Regions from separate parts of the Homo sapiens genome. Here region 2 is linked to region 1. Evidence: read pairs that join two places in POLR2A ChIA-PET (ENCODE). Cell type or tissue: A673. All regions are shown on one strand.

The links. Peaks named below come from ENCODE experiments on the same cell type or tissue, not always from the same donor. Only the 100,000 strongest peaks of a DNase experiment are listed, where the experiment ranks them.
Region 2: POLR2A ChIA-PET joins it to region 1 with 8 read pairs; 2 of 35 experiments call an interaction of 5 or more read pairs at or near these places.

Annotation. Positions count from the first base shown.
Region 1 is chr2:132,766,710-132,774,709 of GRCh38, forward strand. It overlaps NCKAP5 (NCK associated protein 5), which reads right to left. Exons shown (of 20, transcript NM_207363.3): 16 at 7,107-7,185. Among named protein-coding and RNA genes, the nearest start is that of LYPD1, 100 kb to the left of the region's middle. In A673, no CTCF peak of the experiment used is centred here; no DNase peak of the experiment used is centred here.
Region 2 is chr2:132,933,449-132,941,448 of GRCh38, forward strand. The region is part of intron 8 of NCKAP5 (NCK associated protein 5); the gene reads right to left. Among named protein-coding and RNA genes, the nearest start is that of NCKAP5-AS1, 22 kb to the left of the region's middle. In A673, no CTCF peak of the experiment used is centred here; DNase peaks (open chromatin) are centred at 3,023 and 4,393; H3K27ac peaks cover 485 bases.

The DNA of each region.
Region 1 (8,000 bases):
GATCTTCCCCTCTTTCCTGACCAAAGAAACAACCACAGCCATCAACATTCTGGCATTGGGCCAGGCATTCTCTCCTCTGCTGGGTGAAGAAGCTGCTCTATTTGCTGACTTTCATTTGACTGTGGTGTAGAGATTCCTTGATAATAACAACTGTACATCATATGACTATTTTATTCTTTCTGTCTCTACCTAACTGCAGATGGGCACATTACCACTGTGGATTAGATACTTTATGGTTGGATGATAAACGCTTATAAGAACAACGTCTGTGTTACCAGAATGGCCATTATACATGATGCTCCAAACCTCCTCTGTTTGGCTTAACATAGCTTTGTCTCAATTCCTAGCCTTAATGCAGGCTACTTTTCAAAAGTAGGGTTCTACCACAAAACAACTCTTTTTTCCCCGGCAATGATTCTTGTGCAGTTCACTGAAGTAGGCTTGATCCTGTCTTTTCTTCCGCAACCCAAATTTGCTCAAACCAGTACCAAGTGTCCCAAACTTATAGATCCCAAGAGTTCTTATTCTTCTTTTTTTCTTTTTTTTTCTTTTTTGAGACAGAGCTTTGCTCTTGTTGCCCAGGCTGGAGTGCAATGGTGCAATCTCGGCTCACCGCAACCTCCGCCTCCCAGATTCAAGCGACTCTCCTGCCTCAGCTTCCAGAGTACCTGGAATTACAGGCATGCACCACCACGCCTGGCTAATTTTGTATTTTTAGTAGAGATGGGGTTTCTCCCTGTTGGTCAGGCTGGTCTCGAACTCCTGACCTTAGGTTATCCACCCGCCTTGGCCTCCTAGTGCTGGGATTACAGGCGTGAGCCACCGCGCCTGGCCTGAGTTTTTCTTAACTATGAATAAAACTTTGCCTGAGTTCTTGTTACAATACAAATATGTGGCCGAAAAAGGTACCTGTATAATCCGTAACTACACAGATGTGAGTTGGTTTACCACATTAGCTAGCTAAAGTCTAGGAGAGGATAAGGAATAAAGAAATGAAACACCCTGGAAAAATGGAAATATACTGGTTTATGGTGTTAAGTTACTCAAAGGTATTTACTGAGCACCTATTGTCCCTCTGCATGATACATTAGCTGCAGACAGGAGAGCCCCCTCCGGGGAAGAATGGAGGAAGGACAATAGATTGGGGTGGCAGGATGCTTTGGAGGCAGTATCAGTTTCTCAAGTAGGGAGAAGAGCACCTCACAGACAACTTCTCAGAGCTATCCAAGGAAAGTTAGAGCATCAGGGTTAGACCATGTCCTCTGTCATGCTACAGTCTGGCAGTAGGAACACTTCTGGCTCCTGCAGAAGAGACTAGGAGTACACCCAGACAATGGGGGAGGGTAATTAGCTCTCATTGAACCAGGGGGCACTGTGGCCTATGCCCTTTAGACTACTGGGAAGATCGTTGTTTTCAACTCTTTTAAGTTGGTGGTAAATAACATGTATCTTTCACTTCATGAACACCTACCACACAATCCTAATAGGATTCAATTTTTTGTGTGAATCCTATTGGGTTCTGCTTCAATAATATTCTTCCCCAAATTCCTCGAAGGACATTTTCTCCTCTTTATAAGATTTTACAAATCCCCTGTTTCCTTGTAGGGAATTAATTTTTATTATCACTGGCTGATGTTTCCAGTACAAGACAATGAATGGTATTTGAATTCCTACTAATTGTTAACTCTAGTAGACAATTAGTACAATACATAGGGTAAATGCATTATAGTTAGATAGCAGGAAAGAATAATTAGAAATACAGCATTTGTGATCGTTGGTGTTAATACTTCTATTAAGCTAGGCTAGCCATTTGCTTTGTTTAGTCTGACATTTATGGGGGCAATTTTAAAGAAAAAAATGCAGTTGCTTTATTTTACTTAAGCATGAATCTTCAATTTCAATATAGAGCAGGTTTAGTTAATAATATCTTTTTTTTTTTTTTTTTTTTGAGACGGAGTCTCGCTCTGTCACCCAGGCTGGAGTGCAGTGGCGCGATCTCGGCTCACCACAAGCTCCGCCTCCCAGGTTCACGCCATTCTCCTGCCTCAGCCTCCCGAGTAGCTGGGACTACAGGCGCCCGCCACCACGCCCGGCTAATTTTTTGTATTTTTAGTAGAGACGGGGTTTCACTGTGTTAGCCAGGATGGTCTGGATCTCCTGACCTCGTGATCTGCCTGCCTCAACCTCCCAAAGTGCTGGGATTACAGGTGTGAGCCACCACACCTGGCCCTTTTTTTTTTTTTTTTTTTTTATGAGGCAGGGTCTTGCTCTGTCGCCTGGGCTGGAGTGCAGTGGTGTGATCATGGCTTACTGCACCCTGGACCTCCTAAGCTCAAGCAATTCTACTGCTTCAGCATCCCGAGTAGCTGGGACTATAGACACATGCCACCATGCCTGACTAATTTTTTAAAAATTTTTAGTGGAGATGGGATCTCACTATGTTGCTCAGGCTGGTCTTGAACTCCTGGGTTCAAGCAATTCTGCTGCCTCAGCCTCCCAAAGTGCTGGGATTACAGAGATCAGCCACTACGCCGGGCCAAGTTAACAATGTCTTCTCTTGTAATCAACTCATAACATTTTGATTAAACTAACATGATTACCCTTAACCACAGAAATGCAAACATTCAGATTCACAACTTTCTTGATTGTTCTCTGTCAAAGACATTAGTTAATATTGGTTAAAAGAACAATACATTTAGATTTGCACAGTTGCTGTTATTGGAAACATATTATGGTTATAAAATATTGCAAGAATATGTGACAACACTTAGGTTAGACAACATGAAGAACAGTGGTATTATCAGGGTGAAAATATATATATTCTCAGCCATTCTTGTGGAATTAAGATAAACAACCATTTGACTTTGTTGAGTCTCATTCAGTCTTAAAATGGAGGGACTTTTTAGAAGGTCTGTGGAGAACCTATTGACTGGCTAGCCTGGGAGACATGCTCAGTCCTCTTTTCCCAGCTACTTCATGCAATGGAGGCTGGAAAGCAACATGCTAACTTTCCCAGCATCCTTTGCAGCTAGGATTGGCTGTATGATTCATTTCTCATCAATGTTGCATAAGATGTAGTCTATGGGGGAACTCTAGTGATGTTTTTAGCCTTCCTTATACTTTTGTCTTAAAGGTAAATGACTAGAGTGCTGGGAGTCAATTTGCAACCAGAGGCCACAAGCATGAGGACAAAAAGCTAGCATGGTAATCACGGCCAAGTAAATAGATACAATGAGCCAATATTGGCTCCTCTATTTGGCTTAACATAGCTTTGTCTCAATTCTTAGCCTTAATGCAGGCTACTTTTCAAAAGTAGGGTTCTACCACAAAACAACCTTTTTGCCCCTGGCAATGATTCTTGTGCAGTTTACTGAAGTAGGCTTGATCCTGTCCTTTCTTCTCCAACCCAAATTTGCTCAAACCAGTATTGAGTGCCCCAAACTTATAGATCCCAAGAGTTCTTCTTAACTATGGATAAAACTTTGCCTGAGTTCTTGTTACAATACAAATATGTGGCCGAAAAAGGTACCTGTATATAAAGGGCTTTTGATGACATTGTTGATCTGCTACACATCTCTTTCATGTTTGCCTTCCTCCAGTCTTTTAATTCTATAAGATGATTTTATTAATAATTAATATGAATACAACATATATTATATATTGTATATATTATATATTATAAATTGTATATATTATAACATATATAATAATATAGTATATATATAATATATGGTATATATACTATATATAATATTATAACATAATAACTTTATTATTTATGTAATGGATTGTCAGGCTTTTTTGTTGTCATTTACTTGTGGCCAGCAGTAGCTTATTCATATGGTTCTCCACCACTTTGAAGAGATACATCTGCAATGATCTGAACACCAAGTCAATTATCTATCAAAAACATGGTTCAAATGTACTTCCATTGGAGTAATCTAATGCAGCACCATCCAACAGAACACTGATGAGGGAAACATTCATAAAGAACACATATGTTTGTGTGATGAAGGAATATATGTGATCTATTTACGATATAGAACATACAGTCATGTACAACAAAATGAAGTGTTGGCCAATGACGAACTGCATACACAATGGTGATCCCTTAAGATTATAATGAAGCTGAAAAATTCCTATTGCCTAGTGACGTCGTAGTTAAACCATTGTAATGTCATAGTGTAACCCACTACTCATGTGTTGTGGTGATGCTGGTGTATAAAAAGCTATGTGCTTCCAGTCAGAGAAAAATCTAGCACATATAATGATGTATAGTACAGAATATTTGATAATGATAATAAGTGACTATTACTAGTTTATGTATGTACTACTATACTATACTTTTTACTGTTATTTTAGACTGTACCCCTTCCATTTAATAAAAAAAGTTAACAGCCTCAGGGAAATTCTTCAGGAGGTATCCAGAAGAAGACACTGTTATCACAGGAAATGACAGTCCTAGGTGTGTTATTGCTTCTGAAGATCTTCCAGTGGGAGAAGATGTGGAAGTGGAAGACAGTGATATTGATGATTCTGACCCTGCGGAGGCCTAGCTAATATGTGTGTTTGTGTCTTCGTTTTTAACAAAAAATTTAAAATGGGAAAAAAAATTTTTAATAGAAAAATCTTACAGAATAAGGATATAAAAATTATATTTTTGTGCAGCTCTACAATGTGTTTGTTTTAAGCTAAGTATTATCACAAAGTCAAAACGTTAAAAATTAATTGAAAAGTTTATAAAGTAAAAAAGTGACAGTAAGCTGAAGTTAATTTATTATTGAAGAAATTTTTTCCAATAAATTTAGTGTAGCCTAAGTGTACAGTGTTTATGAATTCTACAGTAGTGTAAGGTGATGTCCTGGGCCCTCCATTCACTCACCACTCACTAACTAACCCACCCAGAGCAACCTCCAGTTCTATAAGTGCCCTATACAGGTATATTGTTGTTTATCTTTGATGCTAATTGTTTTTTTTTTTTGAGACAGAGTCTCGCTCTGTCACCCAGGCTAGAGTGCATTGGCATGATCTCGGCTCACTGCAATCTCTGCCTCCCGGGTTCACACCGTTCTCCTGCCTCAGCCTCCTGAGTAGCTGGGACTACAGGCACCCACAACCACGCCCGGCTAATTTTTTTTTTTTTTTTTTTTTTTTTGTATTTTTAGTAGAGACAGGGTTTCACCGTGTTAGCCAGAATGGTCTCAATCTCCTGACCTCGTGATCCACCTGCCTTGGCCTCCCAAAGTGCTGGGATTACAGGTGTGAGCCACTGCACCAGGCCGATACTCGTATTTTTTTTAACCTTACCTTTTCTATGTTTAGCTCTGGGTAGATAGACAAATACTTACCATTGTGTTTTAATTGCCTGCAATATTCAGTACAGTAACATGCTGTACAGGCTCGTAGCCTAGGACCAACAGGCTATATCATATAGCCTAGGTATGTAGTAGGCTATACCATCTAGGTTTGTGTAAGTACACTCTTTGATACTTGCACAACCTTGAAATTGCCGAATGACACATTTCTCAGGACATATTCCTGTCACCAAGCAACCCATGACTGTACAGAAGACAGGGCCACTGAAAATTCAAAATGTGGCTACTGTTATTGAGGAAGTAAATTTTTAATTTTATCTTGCTTCATTAATTTAAATTGAAACAGCCAACATGTGGCTGGTGGTTATGGCATCAAGCAGCACAGATACAAAGAATTGCTACCTACTAAAAAATATTTGAAGAGATTCCTGTAGTTCTCTTAGGAAAAATTCAGCTTGTAACTTTATATATATTATTTCACAGGCCCAAGAACACCTCGTTATAGAAAAATGATGACTCAGCAGGGCTTTGCACAATGTCATGTTTGAAGGCTGTTAAACAATATTTAACTCGAATATTAGCTAACTAGGCAGAACTGATACCAATTTAAGCATTTTACATTGACAACTATAATAAAGGATGTCCTTTTGGAATAATAATCTTATTCAGACTACACTCTTTCAGCTGTTTGTTAAGACTTTTGTGTTCCCAATTACGAATGAAAAGAATAATAATGGCATGCCAGTCTCATTAAGCCACGGGGGTAAAACAACTCTCTCAGACAAACTATAAATTATCATTTGCACAAGACCGCTGAGTATGCTAGAAAATCAGCCACAAAGTGTGCCAACATGGCGCCGAATAGTGGGAGACTGAGAGTAGGCAGCTAAAGATGCTCCCAGTGAAAGGAGAGGAGAAATGGATACTGATTATACTGGACACTGGGGATCTGTGGGGCCGTCATATACTGGAGCATGGTATTCAGTACTGTCTCCTACACCCAAATGTGACTTGCGGAAGTGATTCCATGATGCCTCAGTGTCTTGTGTCGAGCTAAATAGTCAGCACACTCACATTCATGGCTATATTTAGAGCCTGAGGAACAACCACTTCTTCAAGTGTCCAGGGTGGCCTGGAGGAGCTAAAGGTGCCACTTCTTCTATCTCTTGACAAGGAATGCAGTCACAGGCAAGTTCTCCATCACTGGTTACCTCCAAGCTGCTGTAAAGAGGTCAGCAAAGTTCCTGCGTGCTGGGAACTTGAGTTCCTTCAAGGTTATGTACAATTTTAAGACGTGGCTGACAAGCTGAACTTATTTCAGAGACAGGACTATCTATATTCTGAGTTTTAACAGAAATGATGTAAAAAGAGAGTTGAGAGTTTTGGCAAACCGTATTTTCTTATTCTATATTTGCTACTACGTGTAAAACATTCAATTTATAAAATATTTCATTTAAGAAAGCCACCACCTACACTTCTAACCACTAGGTGTTCTTGAGATAATTATAGAAACTGGATTACTCAGTATCACTTTCATTTCATATTGACAAATACTTCTCATCAGTTTGCTTTGCATTCTTTTGGAAATACCTGTTTTCCTCATAGGTGCTGCTTTGACCCACTTATTTTATGGTAACGTCCAATGTCTAAGGAGATAATGGCAACCATGTGTGAATAGTTAACACTCAGTCTTGATAGAGGGACATGGTCTCTAGGAATGTACCATATCTGGAAGAAGGATACATTTAGAATAAGTCTCCATAAAAGACATATGAATATGTGAATTTTTACCTATGATGTGGCTCTGAAATACAGAATCTGCAACTGCATCGTCTTCATCCTCTTGCAAGTTTTCATTTGCCTCTTTTACCTGCAGGAAGAAGAAAATGATGCAAGTTCTTATTTGTTTTATTAAAAAGATCCTTTTGCAATCCTCAGAGTAATGGTACATTCTATAACAAATATGTGGGCATAGGTGTGAGTGTTTGCATGTATATACATGTGTGAGTATGTATGTATACATATAAAATACATTTTTTTCGTTCTACTTTTCCGCACTCCATCATTTGGCTTTATTACAAGTTTTAATTATAAGAGCTTATTTTCAGACATATAACCTCATTTCTGAAGGAGAGAATTTACAGGGTATCTAATTCTACACAAAATTTTAGAGATAACAGCTTAGCTTGTTAATAATTAATGAAATCAGTAACACAGGGCTGTTAGGAAACGTTAAAGTCTAACGAGGTATAATTCCTCCAGAGTCAGTGACTTCCACTGCAAGTTATTTTAATAGGAATAAAAATATATACTTTAAATATACTTAGGTCTGCTGGCTCTTTCCTGGAATGTAACTTAAGAAGATAATTTTTTTTCATTCTTTCCATAATCAAAGGAGATGACAATGATGTATGTATGATCAGTGAACCAGAGCAGTGAGTCATTTATCTAGATATTTTTTTTTGAGCCAAAAACATTCCCTCTTATATTTCAGTTGGAAGGCCCAGGCACTAGATTGGGCAGCATCAGATGGAACTCTACACAGAATTTAATGAAGTTCCAGTATTTTACAGATGAGAATTCTGAGGTCTAGGAAGTCTCCTTAAAGTTGGCACAAATGCAGTAAGTGGCAACACTGGCATGAAAGCCCAGGCCCCCTACTTCCCAATCCAGTAGCAGGAGAAG
Region 2 (8,000 bases), 170 kb after region 1:
TTTGCTCTAGAGATCCAAATTTCAGGTAGGAATCCAAGGGAAATTTTTCCAAGTATGCATAACAATTATCAAACTTTGTGTTTCTCACGGATTGTTGATAACTGCCTTTAATTGTATTTAAAGATAGGTAGTATTCTTTTGAAATGTCAGAAAAGGCAATGGCAAAAAGCCTTCAATTTGGCTGTGATCCCAATTAAAATTCTTCAACCCAAAAGAAATAGCTTTGATCTGATCAAAATGTATGAGTTTCTTTTTTTGTCACCATAATTTAAAGACAGAAAAATGGTATTTAGGATTTACATATACATGTGGAGGCCAACCTCATTATGATGATTGTACTGAGAAGCCAGGAAGTTCTGAATCATAAATGTATTTTCAGAAAAGAATTGTATTTTCAGAGGGGGAAAAAAAAGAGCTACAACAATAGCTCTAATTTAACTGGAGATGTTCACTACACAATCCCCGAAGAGCAGGATAAATTGTCGAGAGCATCAGCAGACTGTCTATTCATTTGGCATATTAGCATGAAAGGGGGCTTTTTGCCCAGTGGAGCCCAACCTCTTCTCTACAGGATCTTGCTTTTGAGATCTTTGAAACAAGTATTTCAAATACAGCATACTGAGATTTGCTCTAATCTTAACTATGGCATTAGAAAAGTCATTATAACTTTATGCATAAGTTGTTGGTGTATGGCCAAGTCAGAAATCTTGCCCTGAGGACCAACATCTACATAATAAGAGAAAATAGATACGTGTGCAGCCAATTATTAGATACCTCTGGTGATGGCAACTAGAAACTACGTGAAGTCATGGATAATTCAACATAATAACAATCACTATATGGAAAAATGTTCCTGGCTCATGCCTGTAATCCCAGCAATTTTGGAGATCCAGGCAGGTGGATCACTTGAGGTCAGGAGTTTGAGACCAGCCTGGCCAGCAGGGTGAAACCCCATCTCTACTAAAAATACAAAAACTAGCCTGACTTAGTGGCGGGTACCTGTAATCCCAGCTACTGGGGAGGCTGAGGCACGAGAATTGCTTGAACCTGGAGGTGGAGGTTGCAGTGAGTAGAGATCACGTCATTGCACTCCAGCTTGGGTGAGAGAGTGAGACTCTGTCTCGAACAAAGAAAATTTTGTAAAAAAGTAAACGATGACCCCACACTAAAACTATGAAAATCAAAGTTAAAGAAAAAAAACCTTTTAAATCAATTTATTTTACCTTAATTTATTAAAACATGTACATTTGTTAGACATTTATGAAAGACCTATTTGGTGCCAGACAAGGGTGATCATCTCTAAGACTCATAAACAAGAAGTTGTAAATGTTACCTAATGTGATGTGCCATCTCTAATGCCCTCTGGAACCCATTTGAGTGTGGAGAACTCTGTGGCTGTCTACACAACATCCATTTCACCTCTTGTATGTGAATATATAAAAGTCATAGGATTGGTCACTACTGATTCCCTCTTCACAGGTAGCTGCCCTAATTTGTCTTATCTAATTAAGGTTATGTTATCCCCTTTGTCAAAGTGATTGGGAAATATATCCCAGGGATAAACCAATCAGTACATGGCTTTTTTCCCAGCTACAAGAGATTGGTTCAGGGAAGAGTATTTAATTGATTTTAGGTCCATGAAGGTATCTGGGAAGTGAAGGCTCCCTGGGAGCTTTTGTAAAGGATAGTTCTGCATTTCTCAGGAACTCATGTGAGAAATTTCTTGGGTGATATGTTAAGTAGATTTGTAGATTGGATTGATGACAGCCATTTATCCACCTTGAAACAAGCCATCTTAAGAATGATGTTAACTCATGGAAAGAGAAAAGCCAAGAAAACTACACAGAAAGATGGAGCCTGAGCCTTCACCAAATTGCAGCACAAGCTCAACCTATGTCTAGACTTCTCTGAACATACGGCAGCTTGAGCCGAGTTTTTGTTACCGGCAGCCAGGGCATCTTAATTATTATAACTGTAACAGGAACTGTGGCATCAGAGCTGATTTCTGAAAGGAAAATAGGATTTAGACAGGTGAATGGTAGGTATGGGAATTGAGAGAGCCCTTTCTGGGACAGGAAATTATGGGAGCAAAAGCAAAGGGGTAGGAAAACACACGGTATGTTCAGGGGCGAGTCTATCACACCGGATGAGAGGTGGAAGGTGAAGCTGACAGTAGGTTGGGGGTGGTGGGGGACTTTACTGACCCTTCTGGAAAACTAACTAGTGGTGGAATGGGAGTTGGAGCAGAGGAGGAGAAGCAGATACAGGTGGTTGTTACCATCATCTGGGCCAGTGCTCACAAGGACCCTTGCTCACACCTTGGCAGTGAAGATGGAGTAGAGAGGATGAGTTCAAAGGCCATGCCAATGACAAGCTACACATGATGTGGTGTCGCACTTCATGAGAAGCAAAGAGAGTAAGAAATGGACTATGAAGTTTAAGTCTGGGGACATCTGGTAAAGGCTGGTGCCGTTAATCAGGAATGATAATTCAGGCAAAAGAGTTAAACTACCTTAAATAATATTTTTTTTCTTTTTTTTTTTTTTTCCTTGAGACAGAGTCCCGCTCTGTCGCCCAGGCTGGAGTGCAGTGGTGCGATCTCAGCTCACTGTAACGTCTGCCTCCCAGATGCAAATGGCTCTCCTGCCTCAGCCTCCCAAGTAACTGGGATTACAGGCGCTCGCCACCATGCCCGGCTAATTTTTGTGTTTTTAGCAGAGATGGGGTTTCACCATGTTGGCCAGGCTGGTCAGGAACTCCTGACCTGAAGTGATCTGCCCGCCTTGGCTTCCCAAAATGCTGAGATTACAGGCATGAGCCACTGCACCCAGACTGGAATATTTTCTATATAATTTCTTTAAAAAGTCATAGAAACAACCTAAATCCAAACTAACAAGGAGCTGAATGACTGGATAAATTATGGTACATTTCCTGAATGAGTGAAATACTCTGTAGTGAGACATTAACATTTTCCCATGTGTGACTCACTTGTCTGATAATATTTCCATGCCAGACACACCCCCATAATAAAGGTTCCTCACTCCATGTGGCTGCACAAGGGGGTGGGTTACACGTTTATTTTTCAACACCATCTCTTTCTTTCTCCACCACAAATAGGTCCCTTGGCACTACACAGTTGAAAACTATTGTTTGGGAGGATGTCAAGAAAAATTCTTTAGACTTGGAGAAAAATATAACCAAAAGAAACTGTTATCTGAGTATTGAAAATTTAGAAGACTACATACACATGGAAAAAAAAGATACACACAAATGTGCTTACAGTAATTACTTCTGAGTGGTAGGATCTAGAGTATTTTTTTCTTTTACTTTTTTATAGTTTCTATTTACTTTCTAAAATGCATATGTATCAACTTTATAATTTTACAAGGACATCAATTATATTGGGTTCTTCAGAAGCAGATAATGAAATGAGGGTTTGTGTGAAAATGATTTATGAGGCAGGGAATAATTTTTACCAGCTTCCTCATTTGTTTAATAGTGATGATGTGAAAAAGAAACCAGTGAGTGAGTAGGGAAGTGAGAATCATCAAGGGAAGAGCCCCAGCAAAGGTGTCCTATTAAGCAAAGTCCCACTGAGGGTAACTTGAGATCAACTTCTGCTGACCTATAGAAGCTGGGGAATTTACTGGCCCTCCTCTAGTCAGTCACTATTAGAGAGCTGCCCCCATAAATACGTCAATGCCCAGGAACTTCTGGTTCTTCTTGCAGGTAGGAAAATGTGGGGACAGAGAGGCTGCCCAAAGAGACACAGGTGCTGGCTGCTAGGAGTAGGCATGGGCATGGTAAAGGGATCTGAGGGAATATGCACGGAACAACGACCGCATTTGCTGGAGATGCTTACAAAATCTTACTGCTGTAATTAATAAATATGGAAACCTCTGTTTACTAACTGTGTTCATTCATATTAAAAACATTTACTTAAAAGAAAGAGGACTAAATAGTAATACATTGTTGGCCAGCACTTCTTACTGGGAAAGGAGATTTGAAGAGTCTTACTTTTGTAAACGCTTTCCTAAGTGCTACCTGCACCTTAAATGTCACACCTTATATTGCTTTATGTTCTCAGAGTTCACATTCTAAAACTCATACGTTAGGAATTAGGACCAGTGGATAGAAAAACTTGATGACCCCTGGGGACACCAAATGTTGATTGCTGCTTGTTGTTACAGAGGCAAGACAACTGAAGTTTGGGGAGAAAAATCTCCCTTCCTGACAGCAACATGCCAGACCATTAAGAACTTTTGCAAAAATCAATATTGGTCTGAATTATTCAACTGGTGTGCAACAGGATATAGTGGAATGTAAACTATTGGGCTTCCACCAAAGATTTGTGGCTGGCATCCACTATAAATACACAAAGTAACTACTCTCTAGGGAGGAAAACAGCGAGAGGAGCAGGAAATGCCAGGTTTCAGAAAATTAGCCAACCAAGTTCACCCAGCATAAATGCTGATGCACTGCCATATTTGCTAATATAAAGGGTGGACCCTCTGATACATTACATGTTGAGAAGATCCTCAGCTTCTTGCCATGTTTCAACGTGGACTAAACAAAGCTATTCTATCCTCTGAGCTTTTAAGCTCCCTTTTCAATAAATAAATCACAAACTAAACATTTTGAAAGTCATCTCTTTCTCCTGTCCCTGAGAGTCCAGTCATAGGTCTACACAGATGGCTGTCAAGGTGGTATGATTTGAGGTGTGCTGGGAAAGTCCTGTTTGTCCCCAAATATCTCCCCTCTATTGGCCTGTCAGTCATGAGGAATCAATCAAGATAGGGCATTTCAGGAATCAGAGGATACAGTAGAGAACAAAGGTTCTGACCCTGGTGGAATTTATGAACAGATTTCAGGAGTCCTGGTTTCCCAAAAATTATTTGAGAAATACCATGTGTATACACATGAGTGCATTTCCAGGTTAGAGAATCCAGGGCTTTCATGGTATTTTCAGAGTAATCCATGACCCATGAATGGTTAAGGATCTCAGGACTGAGTCAGGAGATCTGGTTCTCTATGCCTGTCTGGCTACTGGCTGGCCATGTCATCTCAGACCGAGACTCTCCCTGCACTTGCTTCAGATTCCTGCATTTTTGAAGACTGCCTGGTTAAAGTCTTGGTGCTCCACCATGTCTCTGTGTGTAAAGGGCCCCCTTTCCAAGACTGCTGAGGAAAATGGCCAAATGCTTCTTTTGTACCTGCTTCCTATGGATCCCCCTCAGCTCAGGGAATAGTAATACTTTAAGACAGCATTACTGGAGAAAGGTAGAGGAAAGGGGAATAACAGAGAATGTTAGAGAAAGAAGGGGGAGAGAGGTGAGAAAGAGGGAGAGAGAAATGCCTCTCACTGATATAGGGGTGTCTGTGAGGCAAAGTCAAAACACCATTGACAAAGGTGGTCTTAGGATCAGTCCCTTGCCCCAGCCCCCGCCCATTCATTCCCTCTCACTTCCAAGTACAGCTGCAACATTCAAATGTTTGAAAATTCATTTTTTAGAGGTTTTCAATTGAACAAGGACAGGAGGAGAGGAATTACTTATGCGTGTATATTCATGTTTAGTTTTTACTTTTTAAATTATGAAACCATCGTGTCTTCCAACAAGTAATAAAGTACAAGGGAATAATTTTTTACTGGCTTCCTCATTTGTTTAATAGTGATGATATGAAAAAAAATGACCTTTTAAAAACACTTAAACGGTTAACTTTTGATCTCAAGTCTTCTCCCCACAGCTTAATTTATTAAAACTAAACACATCTTGACATTATAAATTAGGAAAGTTGAGAGGGCAGTACACTATAATTAGAAGCCTGGGCCAGGCATTCTACAGAACAGATAACTACAACTATTACAAGCCAGCTTACTGAAAATTTTATTGGATGTCATTCATGCACAAGTAATGAATGAAGAACCACCACTCATGGAGGGGCTGATAATACGATGGGTAGGGTGGGTAGAAGAGGGAAAATCTTTCTGGCCCCTCTCTGCATTCTAGCCTCCGGGCTTGAGACTCACCACCAACACTGCTTATAAACATGAAAGGGATTCTGTTTGTTCAAGTGCTGTAAGACCTATTTTTTTTTACATTAGTTAAATTTTTATTTGTATTTTATTTTTTCTCAGTTTTTTTATTTCAATAGATTTTGGGGTACAAGTGGTTTTTGGTTACATGGATAAGTTCTTTAGTGGCGATTTCTGAGAGTTCAGTGTACCCATCACCCAAGCAGTGTACATTGTACTCAATATTGTAGTTTTTGGCTGAGCATGGTGGCTCACACCTGTAATCCCAGCACTTTGGGAGATTAAGGTGGGTGGATCACTTGAGGCCAGGAGTTCAAGACCAGCCTGGTCAACATGGTGAAATCCTGTCTCTACTAAAAATACAAAAATTAGCTGGGTGTGGTGGTGGGTGCCTGTAACTCTAGCTACTCAGGAGGCTGAGGCAGGAGAATCACTTGAACCTGGGAAGCAGAGGTTTCAGTGAGCTGAGATTGCACCACTGCACTCCAGCCTGGGTGGAGTGAGATGCTGTCTAAAAATATGTATATATACATAGTAGTCTTTTATCCCTCACCCGCATCCCAACCTTACCTTCTGAGTTCCCAAAGTCCATTATATCATTCTTATGCCTTTGCATCCTCATAGCTTAGCTCCCACTTACAAGTGAGAATATATGATATTTGGTTTTCTATTGTTGAGTTACTTCAGTTAGAATAATGGCCTCCAGTTCCATGCAAGTTGCAGCAAAAGACATTATTTTGTTCATAAGGGCCTATTTTTATTCACTATGCAACTAATGTACCAGGCATAATCCCACAGGATTACTTAAGAGCTCATAATGGGCTTGAGACTAGAGATGGTCCTCAAGACAGAGTCCATTTCTGGTCACCCTTCAGGGCTCAGGGAACACTGGGCCCTAGCTGTGATCAAATTTGGTCATCACTGCTGCACTCTAAGACTTTCATGGGGTATTTACACTTAAAACATACCAAATAGAAAGACATGGGGTTATGACCTGTAAATCCTTGTAGTTGGTTAAATCTATTCTAAGAGCAAAAAGTAATATAGAAACTGAATAACAGTAAAAAAAATAACTAGCAACAAGCTAAATGTTCAATAATAGGGTAGTAAAATGACTTATGATTGACAGGATATTATGCAGCCATTGAAATGACGGTAGGAATCATTGTAGGTATCATTGTGGTAGGTACTTATGATGAAATGTTAAATTTTAAAAAGTAGTAAAAACTTATTTATTCTTTTTCAAAGATCTGGGTCTCTAATCATGCCACAAGATTATAATTAAGAAAAAAAGAAAAATATCCCATAAAGAAAAAAAAAAGTTAACATTTTGCCATGGAAGAGAGGTGTTAAGAAGTGATACTTTTCTTCTTCTTTTTCATTTATTTGATAATTATATTATCAATTATATTACACTTGTCTTACTTTTATACTGATACATATATTTATAATTAAAAGAAACATTAATATTACATTCACATATTAATTAAAATTTTAAAATATTTTCTCCTACATTAATTCATTTGCTACATAAAGGAAAAGTAAGAAAACTAAAAGTCAAGTTGCTAGATTTGGAAACTAGAGACAGTGAGTGAAAGTTGGCCAAGTCCCCACAACTGTCAGAAACAGAGCAAATCCTCAAAGACAGGGTTGTTAATACCCAGTCTAGAGCTCTTTAGCCTCCAAATCAAAAGGCTATTTCTGGCAGAAAAACAATTACATCTACTAGAGAATGTATTCAGGGAAAGAAACATCTTCTGTTATTGTACTGGACCTCTGCTGTTTGTACCTATCCATTCCAGCACTATCAGCATCTCCCTGTGACTTCCTTTGGTGGACCACTCTTCCCACATTCATGGTCCATTCATACAGTTTTAGGCAGTGCCTACCCTATGTCCCAAGGCCATGGTTATGCAATGGCCCATGCTGGACAATCAGTGTAGTCCAACCAGTTTCAAGCTTATCC